3 separate regions of the Homo sapiens genome follow, and regions 1 and 3 are each linked to region 2. Evidence: chromatin loops called from intact Hi-C (ENCODE). Cell type or tissue: A673. All regions are shown on one strand. Each heading gives the region's core, and the rest is flanking DNA. Links, peaks and the distances in the headings are about the cores only.

Evidence for each region. Hi-C counts contacts between places; a loop is a spot of excess contacts. Peaks named below come from ENCODE experiments on the same cell type or tissue, not always from the same donor. Only the 100,000 strongest peaks of a DNase experiment are listed, where the experiment ranks them.
Region 1: it touches region 2 in a loop (4-fold over the local background); 8 of 110 quality-filtered maps call a loop at or near these places.
Region 3: a loop joins it to region 2, with 2.8 times the contacts of the local background. A loop is called at or near these places in 49 of 110 quality-filtered maps.

What each region holds. Positions count from the first base shown.
Region 1 is chr1:224,902,617-224,910,661 of GRCh38, reverse strand. The region is part of intron 1 of LOC105373109 (a long non-coding RNA gene); the gene reads left to right. Among named protein-coding and RNA genes, the nearest start is that of DNAH14, 23 kb to the left of the region's middle. In A673, for the core only: no CTCF peak of the experiment used is centred there; no DNase peak of the experiment used is centred there; H3K27me3 peaks cover 1,481 bases.
Region 2 is chr1:224,502,684-224,510,728 of GRCh38, reverse strand. It overlaps a transcript of CNIH3 not described here. Among named protein-coding and RNA genes, the nearest start is that of WDR26, 72 kb to the right of the region's middle. RefSeq lists an enhancer at 764-1,675. In A673, for the core only: no CTCF peak of the experiment used is centred there; no DNase peak of the experiment used is centred there; H3K27ac peaks cover 3,483 bases.
Region 3 is chr1:224,639,837-224,647,881 of GRCh38, reverse strand. The region is part of intron 1 of CNIH3 (cornichon family AMPA receptor auxiliary protein 3); the gene reads right to left. Among named protein-coding and RNA genes, the nearest start is that of CNIH3, 28 kb to the right of the region's middle. In A673, for the core only: CTCF peaks have their summits at 2,941 and 3,140 (motif pointing left); a DNase peak (open chromatin) is centred at 3,121.

The DNA of each region.
Region 1 (8,045 bases), core at 967-5,966, 400 kb before region 2:
GTTTGCAAATGAGCAAAAGACAGTAGTTGAGCTTTGGGAACCTCTGCCTGAATTTCAGAGGATGTATGAAAATGCCGGGATGCCCAGGCAAAAGTCTGCTGCAGGGGTGGAGCCCTCATAGAGAACCTCTGCTAGGGCAGTGGAGAAGGGAAATGTGGGATTGCAGCCCCCACACAGAGTCCCCACTAGGGCACTGCCTAGTGGAGCGGTGAGAAGAGGGCCACCATCCTCCAAACCCCCAAATGGTAGATCCAAAAACAGCTTGCACCATGAGCCTAGAAAAGCCATAGGCACTCAACACCAGCCTGTGAAACCAGCCAAAGGGGCTATACCCTGCATTACTGCAAGGGCAGAGCTTCCCAAGGGCTTGGGAGCCTACCTGTTGCATCAGCGTGCCCTGGATGTAAGACATGGAGTCAAAGGAAATAATTTCAAAGCTTTAAGATTTAATGACTGCCCTTTTGGATTTCAGACTTGCATGGGGTCTGTGGTCCCTTTGTTTTAACCACTGTCTCCCATTTGGAATGGAATCATTTACCCAATGCCTGTAACCCCATTGTATCTTGGAAGTAACTAACTTGCTTTTGATTTTACAAGCTATAGGCAGAAGGGACTTGCCTCGTCTCATATAAAACTTTGGACTTGGACTTTTTAGTTAATGCCAGAATGAGTTAAGACTTTGGGAGACTGTTGAAAAGGCATGATTGGTTTTGAAATGTGGAAAGGACATGAGATTTGGGAGGGGTCGGGGCAGAATGATATGGTTTGGCTCTGTGTCCCCATTCAAATCTCATCTCAAATTGTAATCCCCATGCGTGGAGGGAGGGACCCAGTGGGAAGTGATCAGATCATGGGGGTGGTTTCCCCCATGCTGTTCTCATGACAGTGAGTGAGTTCTCATGAGATCTGATGGTTTAAAAGTGTTTGGCAGCCAGGCACGGTGGCTGACACCTGTAATCTCAGTACTTTGGGAGGCTGAGGCGGGTGGATCACTTGAGGTCAGGAGTTCCAGACCAGCCTGGCCAACATGGTGAAATTGCGTCTCTACTAAAAATACAAAAAATTACCTGGGCATGGTGGCACCTGTAATGCCAGTTACTTGGGAAGCTGAGGCAGAAGAATCGCTTGAACCCAGGAGGTGGAGGTTGCAGTGAGCTGAGATTGTGTCACTGCACTCCAGCCTGGGTGACAGAGTGAGACTCCATCTCAAAAAAAAAAAAAAGTGTTTGGCAGTGTCCTCCCCACACCTCCTGCCACCATGTAAGATGTACCTGAGTTTCCCTTCGCCTTCTGCTGTGATTGTGAGTTTCCTGAGGCCTCCCTAGCCATGCAGAACTGTGAGTCAATTAAAACTCCTTTCTTTCTGAATTACCCAGTCTCAGGTAGTATTTTTATAGCAGTGTGAGAATGGACTAATACAGTTAGTGATTAGTTATGCATTGCTGAACTATAACATATGAGTTATGGTGTCCAGCATATGGCATTCTATGACTACTTGGTGTCAGTTAATCTAGAGCACACATAGCAATGACCTGTTATTTAGCTCAAGGGGAGAAGTGAGATGCCTGCTATTGCATTTCAATGCCTCTTTGGGCCTAATCATTAAAGGGGGCTTTCATTCTTCAGATAGCAAGTTTCTTTTCTTTCTCAAAAGTGGAATACTTTATTCTGAAATGAAGGACAGATAGCTATCGAAAAGGGGAAAAGGAGGGGTAGCTAATAGGATTTAAAACAGGGAATAGTAAAAGGCAAATTACTGAGAAGCAGGAGATGGACCTGAAAGAGTAGGAAAAAATGATACAGAGAAATCCATATGGCTGGCACATGATAATAACTATTTGTTAGATGAATTCATAAGGAGTAAAAAGAGATAGAAAAAGGGAGCATCCTATTTACTCCAAATGATTAGAAAATAAAACCCACATTTAATTTTAAATTCAGATAGAGTAATATATTTCACTTCCTGTAACCAAAACTCCCAGGAGCTTTTGTTTCCCTTACCCACTCCCCAGGATGATATTTAAAAGACATTTCTAAGGTTATCGACAAATCACCACTGTTTGAATTTAGAAGTTTGAGACTGATTTAGCAATTCTGTGATAACACACAGAATTTCACTCATCTCTTCTCATTCCCTCCATTCAGTTTTCTAAATTGTGTACATGTTTAAGCCTATGGTAGATTTAAAGTTTTCTTGAGTGTAAAAGCATTTCAGATCCAACTTCATATACTCCATGTTACACTGGGAAGATGTTTTATACATAACATCATGTTCATGTGAACTAAATATTTGACAAACATATAATGAGAACTCATCTTCCTTTTAAGCTGAAAGAAAATACATGAATCACTAGTTGTGTTAGTCCATTTGTGCTGCTACAAACAAAATACCTGAGACTGGTAATCTATAAATAACAGAAATTTATTTCTCACAGTTCTGGAAGCTGGAAGGTCAAAGATTAAGCCACCAGCAAATGTAGTGTCTGACAAGGGTTTTCTGCTTCAAAGACAGTGCCTTCTTGCTGTGTCCTTAATGGTGGAAGGGGAGAATAATCTCCCTTGAGCCCCTTTTACAAGGACACTAATCCCATTCATAAGGGTTATGCCCTGATAACCTAATCACCCCCTAAATGCCCCACTTCTTAATACTATTGCATTGTTCTCCTCATAGCTGCTTCTTCTTTTTCCTGGGATATAACTATGCACACTTCCAGGACATGAAGGCATTGTCTTTTAGAAGAAACAGAGATGTTGATATATGAGAAATGTGGTATGGCAGGCCAAATAATGGCTTCCCAAAGATGTTCATGTCTAAATTCCTAGAAACTATGACTATGTTACATTATATGGCAAAGGAGAATTAAGGTAGTAAATGGAATTAAGGTTGCTAATCAGCTGACCTTAAAATATGGAGATAATTCTGGATTATCTTGGTGGGACCAAAGAAATCAAAGGGTCTTTAAATGTGGAAGAGGGAAGCAGAAAAATAGATCAGAAAGGTGTCGTGTAATGAAGATTTGACCAGCCATTGCTGGCTTTGAAAATGTAAGGGGCAATGAGGACAGCCTTTAGAAGCTAGAAAAGGCAAGAAAACACATTCTCTCCTAGAGCTTCCAGAAAGAAATGTAGCCCTACCAACCTCTCAATTTCAGCCCAGTGAGAGTCACTTTGGCATTCTGATCTCCAGAACTATAAAGTAAGGTAGAGAATGGGGTTCCAGAGCCCAGAGTGTGGGGCTTTCCAACAGGAGCTAGATTTCTGGCCAGGGCTGCCTGGCAGGAGCTGAGACCAGGAGAGTGGGGCTATCCTGTGGGAGCAGGAATCACAGAGAAAATAGAGGAACTGCTGGAGACAGCCCTCAAAGAAGGGAAAAATGGGAAAAAATGCTCTGACATTCCCTTTCTCCTGCCCTTCAATCTTTGGCAACACCAAACCTATCTAGAAAGCCAGAAAGCAAATGTACCTGGAAAATGTATTCCTTGACATACAGCACATAGGAAAGACAGGATCTGAGAGCAGACAGTCCAATAATAGAACACCATCCATTATCTCCTACCTAGGACTAAATGACACTTTCTATGGCTGTAGTGAAGGGAACTGTCTCTATCTTTGTTCCCCTCTGTCTTCTCTTTCCTGCTGACCATGTCCCAAATCAGTCTGTACTGGCAGAATCACTTCTGTACACCTGGGCCTTTGAGATTAAACACCACACACCATATCCAGCTGGAAATGTCTCGAAATGAAGGCTTTAGATGTTGTCACAGATGTTAGACACCCTGCCCCATATTCCCTCAGCCCACTCTGAAGTCACCTGCAGCAGTGGTGAACAGTTTATGCACATGGACAATTTCCGCACTCAAGGACCCACACCTCTGCTTCTCTGCTCAAGGCTTCTTTGGGCACTCTAGGTACATGCCTAGTTCATGACAGGGCATCCTCCAAGAATAGGGGACTGGGATTTAATGCCCCCAGGGGCAACCATCAATCAGCCTGAGACTGCTGCTATTGGATAAATACTCTAGCTTTCTCAGTTTCTGATGGGGAACTCATGGGATGCGGCAACAGTATTTCCTGGAGATCCCCCAGCCAGGGTGACTGAGACCCAGTTACCTACAAAAGCAGCCTGCTCAATGATGCACCCTTTATTGGCTTTTCTCCCTTCCCTGTTTCACTTTCTCTACTCTCTCTCTTGCATCTAAGTCCTTGCCTTGGGGTCTGAGGGAAACTGAGCTAAGAAAAATGTAAAATCAAACACAGAATCTTTCTGAAATGGAGGTTGCCTCTTTTACTAAGGGAATGATGTCTTTTACATTGTGTACAGCTGCCTCTATTATTCTCTGGTGCTATAGTCAGTGGTAATTAGGGGCAGGGAAGATGTAGAGAGATACTTATACCCCAAAATGACTTAGAGAGAAATCGTTTGCTTGTAGCACGAGCCCAACTGGAAAAAAAAAAAAAAAAGGCTACCTTATTTTTTTAGAAGTCCTTGGATTCTGGGATATTATTTGTGTATCACCATTAAACCCCTGCTTTTGTGCAGCTTGTATGTAACTTGCTTCACTAAGTAAGCCATTATTTTACAACCCTTGCTTGCCTCAAAAGCACCTGAGAAGCTTTCTAAAATACAATTCCTGGGCTGCAACTTAGATTTACAGAATATTCTCTTTCTCTCTCTCTCTCTCTCTCTCTCTCTCTCTCTGTGTGTGTGTGTGTGTGTGTAAACCGCTCAGGTGATTCTGATGCACAGCTCACTTTGGGAACTGCACAAAAGTTTGTTGTAATTCTTCCACTTTTGTGATCTTAATTGAGTGGAGGATTACAAAAGACCGAGTAGAAAGACAGAAGGTGTGGGAAGTGAGGCTTGTAATTGAGACATTAGGATTTTATAGCTATTCGATGAAGATAATTTCATGACAGTGTCAAAAAGCCTGTATCCGATCACTGAGATGTCTCTCAGATTAGTCCTTCTCATTACACTTTGTAATTTAAATGTTAAAGGCAGAAGCCACTTTGATGATAAAGTGTTATCTTTGAATATCCTTTATGTAAATGTAACCTTTAGGTAAGGAAAGAGGAAAGACAATATAATTAGTGAATCGCATGCAGATAATCAGCAGCTCATGTAGTATTAGTATATAATTACAAGGCTGAGATTCTCTTAACTTGATATTTGGGCAAAGAAATGAGGAAAAACACATGCAACTCATTCTGCAAGGTTAAAATGGGGTTCTTTTAAGTGTATTTTCAACACAGCATTGAAGAGCAGATACTAAACCAACCAAAAAATCTTGTGAAACTGTATATCTAGAAAGCAGGCGCAAAAAAAGTCTTCTTACATGCTATCTATTTCATGAAATCATTAGAAATGAGATTTTACAACCCTTCATCACACTGTGAAGAATATATTAAACTTTCTAATACCATAAGACACTTGCAAGTAAATCTGTGAGCCTACTCAGTTTCCATCAGTCCTTCCACACTCAACAATGTCTGGACAAAGTGCTATGGTGGGAACAGTTTGTTTCTAAGAGTCTTCCATCTTCCCATTTGTGGAACTTCTCTAAATCATGAAACTCTGTAAGAGCCATCACACACTGCAGCACCTGGGGCATGATTATTAAATGAATAAATGAATGAGTGAATGAATGCATGCATGCTGCACAGAACCCCACACTCTGATATTCCCAAATTCGTCCTGCCCTCACATTCAACAATATAGTTGTCAAATATTTACTGAACACTGCCTATGCTAGGGGCTGTGAAACAAACAATGAGGATGAGACCAATTATATTTCTTCAAAGTCTTTACCATTGAGAATAATAGGTAGACCAAAAAGTTAACATAGAACAAAATATGATACATGCAGGAGAAACAGTTAAAAATGCAATGGAGAAAGTTGGGCACAGTGGCTCACACCTGCAATCCCAGCACTTTGGGAGGGCGAGGCTGGAGGATCACCTGAGGTCAGGAGTTCGATACCAGCTTGGCCAACATGGAGAAACCTTTTCTCTACTAAAAATACAAAATTAGCCAGGCATGGTGGCGCATGCCTGTAATCCCAGCTACTCAGGAGGCTGAGGCAAGAGAATCGCTTGAACCCGGGAGGCAGAGGTTGCAGTGAGCCAAGATCATGCCATTACACTCCAGCCTGGGCAACAAGAGTGAAACTCTGTCTCAAAAAAAAAAAAAAAATGCAACGGAGAGGAATTGTGGATGTTGTGATGGAAAATAAAGAAAAGAAAGAAGGAAATGCTATAAAATAAACCAGAAACCAATGAGAGAATTTCCAAGCAGAGGCTTGGGTGCATTGGTAGTTAGTTGATTTTTTTTCTGGGCTATTCTGTCACCCAGAATGAGAAAGAAAAAGTAGACAAGATTGAAGATTCTTAGCTGAGGCCATGCTCAGCAGAAAGAGAAACTTGTGATAGGCTCTAGGGCAGTAAGGGCAACCAGTGCCAAGTTTCATTTTAACACTGACAGGTTGGTCATGGTGACCCAGAGCACACTTGGAGAATTCTTAGGCTACGTCTGCAGGGTTGCCAGTGGCTGGGAAAAGGGAAAGGGTGACCACATAGGAGCCACAGGTGTACTGTCTGTGAACTTCAAAGGCTACCGTCTGAGTCTAAACTCTGCAAGGAGTAAAGCAAATGCATTGAGTAAACTGAGTGATGGAAAAGAGGTTGAAAATAAAGTGTTTGATAATACAAGATGATAATATCAACCTCATCACAGGGGGGCCAACCAGCATGTAAAGATGTTTCACTGTCAACAATGTCTCACATTAAGCTTTCAGGTTCCATTAAAAAATTAATATGCTATATTCTATTTGATCAATCCATTAAGATTGAATTAAACAAAGTAAATGTGGCCAGGTGCGGTGGCTCTCGGTGACTCTCACCTGTAATCCTGGCTATTCTGGAGGCTGAAGCAGGAAGATCACTTGAGGCCAGGAGTTCAAGATGACCCTAGGCTGATTTCTAAAAATAAATAAATAAAACAAAACAATGTACTTAGGAAAGGAACCCTGTTTTTATATTCATAAGCTAATTTTAATATGTGTTTTTTTCAGTTTCTCTCTTAGATTATGAGCACTTGCCCACATCTGACCTTTCCTTATATTGTATCAAATTTCCACAGTTTCTGCAAAAGAAAGTTCCAGTGAGTGCTTAATGAACCAGATAATGATAGGGAAAGATAAAGCCAGGAGTCTTTGGCAAGTTGAATGAACCTCTAAGTGATTAGAAACTATTTGGTTAGTTTTTACCTTGCTAAATTAATTGATGCTAGAGTTGCTCTAAAGGCAAAAAAAACCTGTACTCAAATAAAAATTTAGTTATTATAATTTAAATGAGATCATTTACATATGCAATTCTACCAAATATTCTTTTTTAGGTAGACCATTACTTAATAAATAACTCAAGTACAAAACATTCCACATTTTTCCTTCTCTTTCTTCTTCTTTTTTCTTTTAATTTGAGGTCAATAAAATTTTTTCCTCATTAGTTCTATGAATAAGTGATTAGCCAATACCTTAACAATTTCCTGTGTGTGAACCAATAGATCCTCTAGTATTTTTTCAAACTCATAAATTTTATAACTCAATTTATATTTGCCCATTTGAATTCACCACAGAGACAAGGGATGTGATTAACAGAATAAAATTTCTAACTAAGATCAAAGAATTATATATTATTACTTTAGGTAACTCTAAGTACTATAAGCAAAAAACAAAATGAAACAAAAAAAAACTAATGAGTTTATTGAGTCAACATAGCAAGGTTTTTCATTCTTATTGAAAAACAAGGTTATTAAATTTTTTCTTACAAAAACAACCTAAGAATAATGAAATTATGGTTATCATATAGAGTACAGATTAAATTAGCTTCAAATTTTATCAAATCACATCCAAATGTAGCTACTAAAATCCAGCAGCCAAGAGAGAAAAAAACTGGGGATACTAACCCTTGGCTGTTTTAGCTATAATACATTTTCCCCCACATTATTATCCAGTAATTGGGATATATAAATGTAGGCTTTTAGAGGC
Region 2 (8,045 bases), core at 1,138-6,137:
CTCCTCTGTGTTTCCTCTTACCTGCCTACCTGAGCCCCACAGCATCAAGGTCAATGACTGCATTGACCGGCCAGGACATTAATATGGTTCTAGTTCTTTCTTTTTTTTGTTTTTTTTTTGTTTTTTTTTTTTGAGACAGGGTCCTGTTCTGTTGCCCAGGCTGGAGTGCAGTGGCATGATCATGGCTCACTACAGCCTCAAACTCCTGCCCTCAAATAAGCCTCCTGCCTCAGCTCTCAGCTTCCCAAAGTGCTGGGATTACAGCCATAAGCCATGTGCCCAGCCTTGTTTCTGGTTCTTGCTGTCACCCACCTCAATTCTGAGTCTCCCAACTGGCCTCCCTGGCTCCCGACTGCTGATAGTGATCGTTTTAAAACACAACGCTGACCACGGGGCGCCCCTACTGACACTCCATGCCTGCCCATCAGCTGAGGATGAAGTTTAAGCTCCTTTGCATGGGGAATGGGGCAAACTGACTCCCGCTGACCCCTCCAGCTTCTTCTACCTCTGCTCCCCCTTCCCAGTAACAGAGCCTCTCACGGGGGCAGTTCCAAGGGGAACATCCATAGACTTCCCTCAGTGAGTCAAGAGGGAGGAGTCCAGAGTTCAGTTATCAAGTTTAAACAAGGCAGGATGAGAAGTGCAGGCCAGCGGTAGAGCCACGAGGTCCACACTGCTAGGAGCCCACGGGAAGCAGACTAAGAAAAGGAAGGCCTGAAGCCCAGAAACCAGCAGCCAAAGGAGCTTCCTCTATGGTTCGTGCATCGAGGGCTGGAAAGCATTGAGGAGGAGACACCACCACTTTCTGGGGCCCTTTTTCTAGGTGGACAGCTGGGGCTCGCCCCTGGGAGACACTGACACTGTCGCCTGCAGCTCTGAGGAGGGAAGGAGGTTGCAGGATTGCTCCTCAGGCCTGGACACCACCCCAGCATGCACTCAGACTTCAGGCGAGGGGGGCACAGAGGTGCCAGAGACTGAGCATGGGTCTCATCGTCACCAGCCTGGCACCTCACACTTCTTTTTGTTTGGATTAATCTTGTAGCCAAGAGGGAGCTGTGGAGGATCTCACCTGGGGAGTAACATGATCAGATTGAGGTTTGCAGAAAAACCACTCTGGCAGCTATTTGGGGCAGGCAGGGTACTTGGGAGATGACAAGAGTCCAGAGGACAGGACAGCAAGAGCCTGACCTGTGGCAAGGAGGGTGGGCCAGGGAGAAGGGGCTGCATGGATTGGGCACTGGGTCTCTGGTGAGGGTAGATTATGTGTGAGCTGGAGGAAAGCATGGAGCCAGAACAGACAGGAGAAGCTGAGAGGAAGACTCACAGCCAGTAAACAAACCACCACCCAGGCTTTCCTTTCTTCTTTCCTTTCTTCTTTCCCTTCTTCTTTCCTTTCGTCTTTCTATCTTCAGGGTTTCACTCTCTCACCCAGGCTGGAGTGCACTGGCATGATCTCAGCTCACTGCAAACCTCCACCTCCCAGGTTCAAGCAATTCTTGCGTCTCAGCCTCCCGAGTAGCTGGGATTACAGATGTGTACCACCACACCAGGCTAATTTTTGTATTTTTAGTATAGATGGGGTTTCACCATGTTGGCCAGGCTGGTCTTGAACTCCTGACCTCGAGTGATCCACCCACCTTGGCCTCCCAAAGTGTTGGGATTACAAGCGTGAGCCACCATGCCCAGCCAGGGCTTTTTTTTTACCATGAGGTTTGCCCAGGAGTAGACGATACAGGCAACTTCTCTCTTTTAGTATCTAATAACACATTTTACCTCTAGCTTTTACTCAAATGCCTAGTTCTACTACTAAACCCTAAACTACTTTAGAATAAAAATCGTAGTTATCTTTGAACCCCCCAGGGTCTAATACTGTACCTCACATATATCACGTGTTTAATAAACAAAGTCTCATTGGCTAGAATACAGGAATACATATATACATACATTTATATCCATATGATTATGACAAACCATATATGATTAGTGGGAGAAGCTGGAAGTTAGAGTTGTACTATATTTTGAAGAATGTTGAATTAAAGATATATTTGATACTCTAAGTAATGGGATATCATTGAAGTTTCATGAGGAGAGTAATTTTATCAGAGCTATGCTTAGGAAACTAAACTGGGCAAGATGTTTTATGGAATAAAGCAGGAAGGAACTGGAAGTAAGATTAACAGAAAGTTACAGCAATATTTTATCATAAAGAGTTCCTGCACAGGGTATAACTAATGGTCCATGGCCCCATTCTACAGACTGCAACCTAAGTCATTGACCATTAAGTTAAAAATCACATCTTAGGAATTCCAATTAAGACACAGACAAATACAGTATAAAATCCAACTGTGCTAGTCCGAATATTTCTGTCTTTACTGGGAAAGCCTGCCCCTTCAAATGCCAGAAGAATTTACAACTCTCCCAGATCTGAGCCTGTGCCATGTTGTGAGTTTGAAAAGGCCCACATCTGGCTTTAATGATCATTGTCTAGAAAAAAACATATCTGAAGGATTGGAGAGAAAGGAAAACTTTGTGGGGAAAAGAAGAGAAGGACATGTTTTATCTCAAGCCACCTAGCTTCTATTTTATAAATTTATCTATTGCCAAATACATTTCAGGAGTAGATTCTCACAAAACATACATATACCAGAAAATAGCAGTCTCAAATGGAAATACCTCTCATTCACTACTCTGGCATGGCAGATGGCCCTCTCCTGATATTCAGGGAAATGGACTTTGCTTTCAGAGAGAAAAGCCTATAAAACAATGAGGAGTTGTCTAGCGTATGCAGAAATGCTTAACCCCTTGCCCTCAGGTATCAAACCTGTATATGGAATACAAACACCATTCCTGAGCAGGGACTAAGTCTTATTCATCTTCATATCACCACAGTGCATTGCACATAGTAAATATCTCTAAATGTGAACATACATAGTTTAATAAGAAGCCTGAACTCTTGAGGTATAAAGATAAATTGGCCTCCCGCACTGGTAAGTCTATGGGGTTTCTGCAGTTCAGCAAGAATCCAACTACAGGACAAGACACCAGGTACCCCTTGCTTGCAGACACCCTTGATAACAGAGCAGAGATGAAGGTGAGTTTTGGGGCTTAGACTGTGTTATATTCAAAAGCATTTTGATTTAACTATGGGCCCTCAGGCTGCAGCATCTAACATCATGGGGATACATATACACCAGAGAAAGATCGCATACACATATATATTTGGCAAACATTAAATAGAATTTATGATGTGCTAGGCACTATTTTAATCACCTTAAAAATATTAACCCATTTAATGTAATTCTCAGAACAAACCCCAGAACATAGGCACTATTATTATCCTCATTTACAAATGAGAAAACTGAGGCACAGAGAGGACACTTGCCCAGGGTCACATTGCTATTAAGTGACAGAGTCAAGATTTGAACCCGATCTGTCTGGCTCCAAGTCTGTGTCTTAACAACACCTGGCCTCGTGCACCGCTCTTTTCTGGGTTGCTACAATTCTCTATTTGGTTTGTTGGATCTGGAGGGATACATACATGTTGATACGTTTATAAGAACTGGTGGCTGGGCATGGTGGCTCATGCCTGTAATCCCAGCACTGTGAGAAGCTGAGGCCAGCAGGTCACTCAAGCCCAGGAATTTGAGACCAGCCTGGGCAACACGGTGAAACCCCGTCTCTACAAAAAAATACAAAAATTAGCCAGGTGTGGTGGCTCACACCTGTGGTCCCAGCTACTCAGAAGGCTGAGGTAGGAGGATCACCTGAGCCCCAAGAAGTTGAGGCTGCAGTGAGCTGTGATCACACTGCTACACTCCAGCCTGGGAGACAGAGACCCTGTCTCAAAAAAAAAAAGAATTGGTGCTTCCTTCTTTTATGAGTATGAATACTTCTCATCAACGTGTAGATACTGAGCTTGTTGATAATTAAAATGTGATCACTTTCTCTCTAGTCCAGTTCTGGGCATGGTCTAATTGCTTAACATATGTGAAGTTCTAGTATGGAGAAGGGTCTAATGGAAAAGCAAGCAACTCCATTTCCCAAGGGTGGCTGCTAGACACGTGGCTTGTTGGCTGCCCTTCTGATCTCACATTGTTACCCTAAAAGGGCTGTATCAGGTTTAACTTCAGGGAAGCCCTTAGAACAGGGACGATGCAATCTCAGCTCTCACTCATCCTCCCCTCCTTGCACACGCCCTACAGAGTAACATGCAGACTAAAACTCCACTGAGCAGCGGGGACTGCCAGCAGATCCTCTGCACTGGGGCCAGGAGGGTGGCATCGAGCAGGGCCCTGGGGCCTGGCAGAGCAGAAGCCAAGGCTGAAGGAGGAAGGAGGGAAGACAGTAAAAACGGAATGTGCTAGCTTCATCACTGTGCCTGAAGTCTTTTACATCCCACGGTTCTGGGACAAAGAGGAGTGACCGTGTGTGTGTGTGTGTGCGCGCGCGCGCGCGCGCGTGTGCGTGCATATGAGTGTAAGGAATGGGAATGTGGCCCCAGGCCTGGTGACACACCAACAGCACTTCACTGCTGATTTTTTGGTTTATTTAATACTCAGCTGCCTTTGTTACAAAGGAATTTCATTCCTCAGAGATTCACTATTTTCAAAAGATTCATTCTCGAAAGATCGTAATTGTTCAGTATTGTATAAACCAAGATTCCTTAAAATAAAAAGGCTTGGGTCTTGGGAGCAATCTTTCCAACTGGGAGCAGGGGAGGGAGTATACTTCCAAAGTGGCAAACAAGATGAAGCCTTTAAGCCAATCATTTCAAGAGAAATAACCAAACTTTTAGTGCAATAGGTCACAGGGATCAATGTACTATTTTCGGTTAAAGCTTTGGCTTGTTCAAAGGACTTTGCACCTCCAGATTTTTTTGGTAATCAATTGGCAGTTTACCAATTTTATTGAACGCCAATGGTTCATATGCTGTTGGTATAAACAGTAAATAAAATTAAAGTTTAGAATCTGCTCTACAAAGACAGTGTTACTGAAAGGCACAAACAATCTAAATAAAATGAAACAAGATCTTAGAGTCAAACAGACCTGAGTCTGAATTCCAGCTCTGGCAGCTACGTAATCCTAGTCAAGTTACTCAATCTTTTTGAGCCCTAGTTTTCTTGTGGGTAAAATGGGGATAATTACACCTACCCTAGGGGTTTGATTTTCCTGTGAAAGTTAAAGGAGATAATATGTAAAAGTTTTCAGCATGATGCAAAAATAAGTGTTTACTAAAATATTAGTTCTCTCCCCTGTGAAAATAAAGAAAAGTAATATGTCATCATTGTGAAGTAACGTCACTCTGCAGATTTACAGACAACCTAACCAAAATGAAGGGGAAAGTGTATTCAAGGTACCTGAGTACCCACTACGTGTATACCACAATTCATGATATGGCAAAAAAGACTTTTTTTTTTTTTTTTCCTTTTTGAGACAAGGTCTTGCTTTGTCACCCCGGCTACAGTGCAGTGGCATGAACACAGCTCACTGAAGCCTTGACTTCCCGGGCTCAAACAATCCTCCCACCTCAGCCTCCTGGACTACAGGCGCGCACTACCATACCTGGCTAATTTTTGTATTTTTTGTAGAGACAGAGTTTGGCCATGTTGCCTAGGCTCATAATCCACTCTTTAAAAGCTTACACTTGACCTGTCTCTCACAAGAAAGGAAGGAAGGAAGGAAGGAAGGAAGGAAGGGAGGGAGGGAGGGAGGGAGGGAGGGAGGGAGGGAGGGAAAGGGAAAATAATAAAGAGCTTACACTCAAGTCAGGGAATAAAAACGTTCATATTAAACACTCAGTGGCATAAAAGCCATACTTGCCCTCCATTGAGCACTTACAATGTGTCAGGCATCATGCTGACCACCTCAGGAACAGGGTCTCATCTGATCCTCTAAACAGCCTGATGAGATAGCTATTGCAATGTCCCATTTCCCAGATAAGAAAACTGAGGCCTAGCAAGGTTAAATTACTTACCCCAAGGTCACAGAGTTAAGATGTGGGCTTTGAACTCAAGCAGTGTGAATCTATAAGCAGCGGCATGCAAAGACCAGTTACAACTAAGTCACAGGAGAACCCAGAAAAAGATTAAGGTGGGGTTGGACTAGTGACACATGACTCCTTGGAGGAATTCAGCTGGGCTCTAGAGGAAACATGGAAGGCAGGTGGGTACAGGAGGGGAGGAGAGGGGAGGGGAGGGGGTCATGGGAGCAGTCTCCTGCTGAAGCCTCCAGAAGACCGCAGGAGGAAAGGGGAACTTTCTTAGGGGGAGAGGAAATTGGAAGAGGAATCCCTTTACCAAATGTCGCTTGGAGCCCAGAATTTCAGCCAGTCTGCATAAGAATAATGTCCTACATTTTTAAAGAACACACCATAGTTTACAAAATGCTTGCACAAAACTGTCCCATTTGATGATGACAATGGGTAACATTTACTGAGAAATTTATAATAAACCAGGCACTACACTAGCTCATTCCAGCCTTAACAGGGTGCTAGGAAGTAGGTTGTAGTCTTGTCCCTCCCAGGTGAGAAAACAGAGACCAAGGTCAGCTAACATGTGGCAACAGTAGGGTTTCAGGTTTGAACCTAGGTCTAACTCGGGAAGGCATCATCCATACAGTCCTCAAAACAGCCTGTTTAAGTAAGTAGGGCAAGTACTGTATCCATTTTTCAGATGAAGAAACTGAGACTTAAAGGGAGCAAGGAAATGAATAATTTAACTCCACTAATAACTAAACCAGGTTTTATCACCCAGTCCTCAAGTCCCCTCCACCCCACCTCCAAGTTTGCCTTCCCAGGCCTGAGGGCGTCTCTGTCCCGGCACCCCTCCCTCCTGGAGCGGCCAGAGGCCTCAGAGCCTGTGGTTGCTGTGGCCTACAGCACAGCGTGCCCGAGCCTGCAGGGCTGGGCCTGTTATTCCACAGTAGTTGGCACTCCCACGGCAATCCCTGCCAGAGGGCTGGGTCGGGTTTCCTGTCTATCTCCCTTGCCACAGCTGTGTTTTCAATAGGGAAGTCGCCTGCTGCCTCTCCTGGGGGAGGACCACACTCCACCTCCCCTTGCTAAACACCAGGCAGCCCTGTGCGGTTGCCAGGGTTGTGTGAGGATAAGATTAGGAGGGGACCCGCCCCTGTGCAGGCCTGAGCAGCTGGACAACCGCCCATGAGACACGGGCTTCCCCGAGGCCCAGGCTGTCACCTCGGCTCTGGGAGGCCCGGTGGGGTTGCAGACAGCAGCGACAGCCCTCCTCCTGCAGGGGAGCCACCTGGCTGTTTCAGAGTGAGAGTCCAGGCTGCCTGTGGGGTCAAAACAGGAGGAAGAAGGAAATAAGAGGGGGGAGGGTGACAGAGACAAGAGGAACAAAGACAGAAGCAAGGGAGGAAAAGACAGAGAGGAATTAGGGCCAAAAGACCGACAAGGGAAGGAGATGTGGAACACTCTGCGGTCCTGGCTTTCAGCAAGTGCAGCACCCGTGCCTCAGGCTCTCCCTAGCTGATAGGAATTTTAATTACACACAATTAAATTGTATATGACATTTAGTACATTGTGTTCTAAATAGTGTATTGGATTTGAATACAAACTAAAGGCCATCTTCTTTCTCATCCTCCTCCCAAAAAGGTGGTGACTTCATCCGTGCAGAAGTCTCCCAGGTTTCCTCCGCCCCTGCCCCCACCTCCCTCCCTCCCTCCCTCCCCGGGAGAGCTGTTTGCCTTCCTTCTGCCCTTCTGGGGTTGGCACCCAGCTGTTTCTTCCCTCCTCCTCCTCCCTCACCCTCCAAAGCTCCGATCCCATCACCTTAGCCTGTGTTCTACCCCCTGTCAACTCACAGGCTTTCAACATCTCACCCTTCCCTCCACCTTTTATGTCTCTGGGCTCTGTTCCCCACCATTCATATGGTGTTTAAATCCACGGCTTCCTTTCAGTGGTTAGAGAAGGGATAAAAGCTTCCCTTTATGTTTGCCAGTGTTTAAATTGCTTCTGAAAACACCCAGCGGTGAAAACTATGAAAAGGGGACAGTCTTTTCAGCTGATTGTTTATGTAGAACTC
Region 3 (8,045 bases), core at 967-5,966, 140 kb before region 2:
CTATCTGTCCAGCCACCTGGCCCACTCAGCCCCTGTGCCTGCAGGCTCCTTACACCAGGGCCCCTGTGCCTGCAGGTTCCTTATGCTGATCTGGGAACCACAGCTGCTGTCCTTCCCTTCCCTCTGCCCTGCTGGCTCCCAGCCCACCTTCTCTTCCCCCTGTGCCACCCAGCCACACATCCTTGGCTCTGTCCCAGCCTCTGTCCTCTCTAGAAGTGGGGTTAACACACATTCTCCCAAGTTTCCAGGCTTCACTTTCTCCACAGGGCCCTAACCCAGTTCACTGCTTTGGTTCTCATCATGAACATCTGGTCTCAGGTAATAATTTCCCGCCACAGCCTTGGCCACACAGAACCCAGTCCCTGGCAGTGAGTGATGTCCCAGCTTCTGCCCATCCCCAGTCTCCACCCCGACACCCAGGCCCAGGCAGGGGGGTGGTCAGACACTCCTGTTCCACCTCCATGGACAAGCAAGCCAGACTACTTCAGGGTTTTCCACAAGACACCCTCACTATTTGGTCTGAAGAATAAACTTTTTATCGGAGGAATTCAAGCCCCCTTTAATTATCAAGCCCAGAGAGGCACTGAAATGTGACTGTAGGACGGGCACAGTGCCTCACGCCTATAATTACGGCACTTTGGGATGCCGAAGCAAGCGGATCACTTGAGGCCAGGAGTTCAAGACCAGCCTGGCCAACATGGTAAAACCCTGTCTCTACTAAAAATACAGACGTGAGCTGGGTGTGGCGGCGGGTGCCTGTAACCCCACTCAGGAGGCTGAAGCAGGAGAATCGCTTGGACCCAGGAGGTGGAGGTTGCAGCGAGCCGAGACTGCACCACTGCGCCCTGGCTTGCATGACAGAGCAAGACTCTGTCTCAAAAAAATAAAAATAAAAAAGTGACGGGGCCATGTGTGTGACAGCAGTCATGTCTCATTCCTCTCTTGAGCTAAATCATTTCCTCTTGAGGCCACATGCTATATGGGCTCTAGGCTAACTGACACCAGATTGTCATAAAATGTCACACACTGGACACCAGCACTCATACTCTATAGTTCACCAGTGTAGGGCCAATCACTAACAAATATTATTTCTGTCAACCGGTGAGAACTCCTGTCAAACAACTTTGTATTGGCTCAGCCTTGTCCCCTTTTGCCTTTAAAAACCTGCTTGTAATAGACTGGACATGGTGGCTCATGCCTGTAATCCCAGTAATTTAGGATGCCGAAGCAGGAGGGTTGCTTGAGTCCAGGAATTGGAGACCAGCTTGGGTAACAGAGCAAGACCCTGTCTCTACAAAAAATACAAAAATTAGCTGGGCGTGGAGGCACACCTCTGTAGTCCCAGCTACTCGGGAGGTTAAGGTAGGAGGATTGCTAAAGCCCAGGAGGTCAAGGCTGCAGTGAGCCACGACTGTGCCACTGCACTCCAGCCTGGAAGACAGAGTGAGACACCGTCTCAAAACAAAAACAAAAACAAACAAACAACATGCTTGTAACAAAGGCCAAAGGGAGCACTCCCCAAGGCAACTTGGAATTGTGTCCCGGGCAGCTGTCCTCAACCTTGGCTCAGATAAACTGTCTGTATTAACGTTGCCTCAGTTCTTTCTTTAGGTTGGCAGAACTAATCCCTCTGTCTTTCTCTTCATCTGTCAAAATGCTGTTAGGCCCATATAAGTGCCACCTCTCTGTGATGTCTCCAATCAAACGTGACCTTGAATTGAACCTCCACTGAAAACCTCTGCTGTCTTACGTTAGAGTTACTATCTTAGACCGTGAGATCGAGGACTGGGCCTTTATCTAACTCTTTATAACACATATAATTATGTGCTTGCTGTGACTGATCAATGGGTGCTCAATAAATATGAATATAATTAAATACAACTGGATTCCCTAAAGGGCTACCCAGCACAATGCCCAAAATAGCCTGCATACTGCCAAGGGGAAGAGATGATCTGATCTATAAATTAAACATGGGCCATGCTTCTCCACTGCATCTCCCCACTGCTTCCTGCCCTTTGGCCATTTGGTCCTTATTAATTCCCTTGGAGCGAGATGGCCAGAGAAAGAAAATGTACTGCAACATAAATTCCTCCATGTTATGGGGTGGGGAATGGCAGTAGGGAGTGGTGGAAATGACTGGAGCTTGGATGTGCTTTTCTTTAGGTTTCTAGGCTCCAACAGATGTGAATATCCGCTGGCCACAATGAGTGCTGCACCTGCTGCCATAGCACAGCCTTCCGGGCTGAGCCTGCTCCACATGTTACCCTGAATTGGAACAGGGCCTAAACCTCACCACCCACCATATTTTGGAAATAAGCACATCAGGAGCACAGAGGGAGTGTCACCACGTGATGGGGAGCTGCGTGGCCCTGCCTTCAGAGGGCTGGAAACGCTCGGCACCGCTGGCTCAGCATCTTCCACAGCACGCTCTGTAACACGCGTGCAATCCAGTACAACGCTGAACAGAGGCGCAGGAGAAAGGAGGCCAAGCCAGGTCTCTCTCGCGCTTCTCTGGGGATTGCCCTTCAAGAGGTGAGTGTACCGCCTCTTGGGGGCTGAGTCTCCTCTGCAGCACCAAGTAATGGCCAGACACCAAACAGGGCAAGACCCAAGAAAGTAACATAGGAGAGAGGGGGCAGAGCAGGGCAGTGGGGAGGTGGTGGGAGGAGAGAGAGAGAACTGATCAAACACGGTAGGGAGAGGCATAAGGTAAGCATACAGTTTTTCCTTGGTAGAGACCTGACTCCCTCTTGTGTATTTCTGCATCTGTAAAACTGAAATAAAAGATGCCCAGCACTCAAAGAGAAGGCCAGCAGAGATTCACACTGTTCGCCACTCCCAGTGGTGAGGCAGCCTCTATTGCCTTCCATAACCATCCTCACCCAGGGTGTGAAATGCTTCCACAGTCCTTAGTTGGCCACACAGAGATCTCAGCCACTACCTGCATGGGGTCTGTTAGCAGTACAGAAGCCACTGTCCTTCTCCAGTGCCCCCAGCTCAGTGGAGGTGCATGCACTTGGCTGCTTACGCTTAAGCAAGTTTCCAGCACTGGCATTTGCCTGAGCCTCTCTGGGTATCTCAGAAGACCTTTGAACTTGGAGGCGTCTTCAGCACCACCAGTGTGCAAAACCTCAGCCCTCTAGTGGCAACGGTTGAGCATTACAGCTTGGTGGAAGAAAAAAATTGTTTGGCATACAGCAGTCAGGTATCTGTGGGATAAAGGACAGTCATCTGCTTGCGGCAGCCAGGAGAAATTTAAGAATGGATGAAAACAAAGCTAAAGGTATAAGGGTCATAGGGATGCTTTTTTGCTCCCTTGATTTGTAGAATTTGTTTAATTCAACAAATACATCCTGCTGCATGCCAGGCATAATATTAGAGCCAGACATCGCCTCAGACATCACCTGGTCCAACCCCACACTCCCCGATATCCTGTAGTCTAGCTCCATAGCTGCCACCTTGGATGGGGAATCATCCACTAGAGATCTACAAAAAATACAAAAATTAGCTGGGCGTGGAGGCACACCCCTGTAGTCCCAGCTACTCGGAAGGTTAAGGTAGGAGGATTGCTAAAGCCCAGGAGGTCAAGGCTGCAGTGAGCCATGACTGTGCCACTGCACTCCAGCCTGGAAGACAGAGTGAGACACTGTCTCAAAACAAAAACAAAAACAAACAACATGCTTGTAACAAAGGCCGAAGGGAGCACTCCCCAAGGCATTCAACACATTCAGTCACCAAGCATGCGTTGAATGTGCAGGCCCTGCTGAGGTGCTGGAGCAAGGGCTATGGACAAGCCCCACTCGGTCCCTGACTTCATGAAGCTTTCAGTCTAAGAGGTCCCCAAGGTCACTTGGCCTCTACTACAATTCTAATACCCCACTAGATCCACCAGGGTTGCTGCCAACCCCCAACTTCCAGTCTCAGAAACGCCAGGATGGCCTCAACTGGTCTGAGCCACAGCAGTGAGACAGCCAGGTAGGAAGGGGTCCCCAGAGAAACTCCAGCCAACCTGCGAACTGGGAGGAATGCACCATGGGGTGGAGCCTCAGAAGTTCCTGTCATTTGCAGCAGGAAGGAGTCCGGCCCCTCCTCTTCCTGGGTAGAACCTGGGATTTCATCCATGAGGCGGGAAGCCTATACTAGAAGGACTCTCGTTCTGCTGAGTCCCTGTTCCCCACTTTTTTTCCTTTTTGCCCAATAAATCCCATTATTCTCACCCTTCAAACTGTCTCTGAGTGTAATTTTCTGTGGCTGTGTGACGAGGATCCCATCTTTAGCTGAACTAAGGAAAAGTCCCACAACAGAAGGGAGGCTGCCCGGCCTCCATGAAGGCAGGCTCTCTCCTCACACACCAGACCCACCACGTCAGGCCTTGCCTTCATGACCCACTCACTGTCCCACCAGGGTCTCTCCAGACAAGCCGACTGGGCTGCGGGGCCAAAGCAGGCCAGTGTGGTTACACTAACACCTCGCTGCATTTTCCCTAGTTTCCTTAAATCTAGATGAGCCTCATGTAGATGTGACTGGAACCGATGTCCAAAAGATGCTGCAAATAAAATGCACTGTAGACACAGAAACCACCGTACTGGAGTGTAATTTCTCATTCTACATTTGTTTTCTCTAGTCGACTACCACCTCCTTCAGAGCAGGCCTCGTTTTATTTCTCCCCCTATTCCCAGGGCCCAGGATCCTCGGCAGGTATTTGATAGTTGTGAAATAAGCAGGTGCATTTGAGGACAGGAATACAAAGTGAATACCAAAGTGCATACACTCCAAACACACGCCTCGACCATCAACAAGGCCACAGAAGGGCCGCAGATGTGTCCACACTGCCAGATCTTAGCTGGTTGACACAGGCAGAAATGGAGGACCCTTTAGGAATCTCGGAGGAGAACCACACCTTGGCCTGCATGTTCAGATACAATGCACTCTCCTTTAGAGCTCTCTCCGGAGAGTTTACAGCTCAGAGCACCAACAGTTCACAGTGTCCCAACTGTTCCCCCTGCCTAGCTCTCTCGCATCTTACTTCATAAGACCATGCTTTCGATGCAGAGATGCAAGACCCAGATATGTGTGGGTTTTCTTTCATAACAGCCTCTCTGATATATGTGCAGTTCTAAGACAATGAGAAATCAGAAACGCAAAGCATTCTCTTAAATAAAATAAAATAAAATCTCTACCTACAGAGCACAGAGAGCTTGAGTCACCCAGAATATACAGCAGAAAGGTAGAGGAGCACAGTGGTAAGGAGCCATGCTCTGGGGTGAGACTGCCTGGAATCAGTCCGGGCTCAGCCATTTACTCCCTGTGCCTCCGCTTCCTAATCTGAAAAACAGACACCATCATAGCTACAGCCAGGTACAGCGGCTCACACCGACAATCCCAGCACTTTGAGAGGCCAAGGCAGGTGGATTGTTAGAGGCCAGGAGTTCGAGAACAGCCTGGGTAACATAGGGAGATTCCTGTCTTTACGAAAAATAAAAAATTAGCTAGATATGGTGGCATATGCCTGTAGTCCCAGCTTTCAGGAGGCTGAGGCAGAAGAATCACTTGAGCCCAGGGCTTTGAGGCTGCAGTGAGCCATAATCGCACCACTGTACTCCAGCCTGGGAGACAGAGCAAGACCCTACCCTCAAGGAAAAAAAACAGTATCTGCATAATAGAACACTGGGAAAATTAAATGAGTTGTTACAGTAAGAACAGTGCCTGATACAGCAAATATTCAATCAATATCAGCTGTTACTATGGTGGTACCCATCCTTCACATCCTTGAACAAAATAGCAAATAAGTAAAATACCATGTAACAAATCTTGTTATGTCCAAACGGAGCATAACCAGCCCTCCCAAACCAGAATCCTAAGGGCAGGAATTACAGTCTGAATTTTGGAGATGTTTTCTGGTGATTCACATGCACATGCTGAAGTGTGCAAACTTCTGTTCAAGGAATACCCTGAATGCATGAGGAACAAACCAATGGTTTTCACTAGTTTTACAAATACAACTTGAGTTTCCAAGGTGGGGGCCTGGGAGCACCAGGAAAATTTTTGACATGGTTGCAAGCCATTATCCCGATCCTAGATCCTATGACACAGATGCTAAGGAATCAGAACATGACAAAGAAAAAAGGAAGTGTGTTGTGGGTAGAGGCCGCATCCTCTGAGAGTTGGCCGATCTTCCTTTGAGAAGTGCACCAGTGCCCAAAATAGAACCTGGAGTCCAGCTAGAGCTGCCTAGGCAGAGGCCACACCTGCAGCATTTGTGCTCTTAGCAACGTCGTCCACTCAGACACCAGGATGTTGATTTGTCCCAGGGCTGGAAGTTCCTGGCTCTCTTCAGGGTCTGGGCTGGGCTGGTGACTGGAATGGGAAGCAATAGCTGGAAGGTACAAACCAGACCCCGATTCTCCAGAAGAAGAGTTCTCTGGAGATGACCCCAGGGCGTTGCACCTGGGTGCCTGGGATGAAGAGGGCATCCGTGAATAAAAGTGGGGAATCCAAAGAGTCCAGGTGGGGAAGGATGGAGGGGAGGGTTCCCAGCCCAGTCATACATGTCAAGCTTAGGCACTGTTCCCCGGGAATTGACTGGTGGGCAAGGAGGAGCATTCCCTCAGAAGGGAAACTTCTCTTCCCCTCCCCGGCAGGTGGGGCTAAACCTCTTGCTGTACAGCAGGTGCTGCAGCTCAGGGCAGCAGCAGGGTAGTGCCGATGTATGCCGAGGAGGCTTAGCCCAGGCATCTCCCCTGGGTCCCTCTGCTACCATGCCGAAGACTCCAATCACAGCGTCTTCACATCCCAATTATACTGAAAATGAACCTCAGAGCCCCTGAGGAATTGCACTTGCCTGATCACAGAAGCAAATATAGCACATGCAAAGTAAAAGAATACGGTATAATCTTTGCTGAATGTCAACTCTTTCCCAGAAACACATCACCTCCACACTTGCTCACAATCAAGTGCTCCTTCCTCCCTCACCTTTAGATCTGCTGCTTAGAACACAACAAGCAGCTGGCTTGCAGCCTGCCCCGAACAGCCCCTGCCCCTTAACGACCACTCAGCCATGTCTCAGGGGTGACACACACAAGGGGAATCTTGGCAGATGGTGGCAGAGATCCCTTGTTATCTCCCAAACATCTTATCTCTGGGTTTGGCTCTGCCATGACACCCCACCAGTTCACAACACAGCAGCCAGAGAGCCGGTGAAGGGCTTTTCACTTCACTTGCTCCTCCAGCCCCTGCCTGCACAGACACTGGGCACAGAAACTAATGAGCAGAGAATAGCTAGAAGAGAAAGCGGTGATGCTGAGGAGTAAATAAATTATTCAGATCGCAGAAAAGGAGAGACACAAAAGGGTCTGAGAGTCTGCTAAGCTCTGAATCACCTAAGATCGCATGTGCCTTCTCCAAACTTGACACCAACCTCCTCTGCAAAGAAAGGGCTTTTCTAAGCATCTTGCTTCAAATTGCCTCTCAGGGCAACTGTTGTTGAAGGGCTGGGAGCAGTGAGGAATGAAGAGGGAGTCACAGCGTCTCTACAGCACAAGAGCTGAAAGGGGCTGTTCTGTTACCTGCCCAGCCACCCAGATGAGAAAAGTGCCGCTCAGAGAGGTGGCGGAGGCTGGTGAAAGAGCATACACTCACTGTCACAGAGCAGAGAGTGTCCTGTCATGTTTGCACACACACACACATGAATAGCGAGAGGAAATGGAAAGGTGTTACTGAACTGGAATCCACTTGCCCAGCACAGTAAAACCTCACATCCACACGGAGGTTTTGCAGTGGGAGAAAGAAGGGCATTTATTTGCAAGGCACCAAGCAAGGAAAACTGGGCAGCTCACGCTCAAGACCTGGCCTTATCTACAGTTTACAGGCAAGAGTTTTTAAAGGCAGGGGTACATGTCAGGAAAACAGAAGTTACAGGCAAAATCATAACTCAATACATGGAGGTGATACATCGTTACGGCCTCAAAAGGTGGGATATCTTGGAGTCTTATGGGTCATCAGTGGATTTAAAGATTCTCTGATCTGCAATCGGGTTAAGGAAGCCA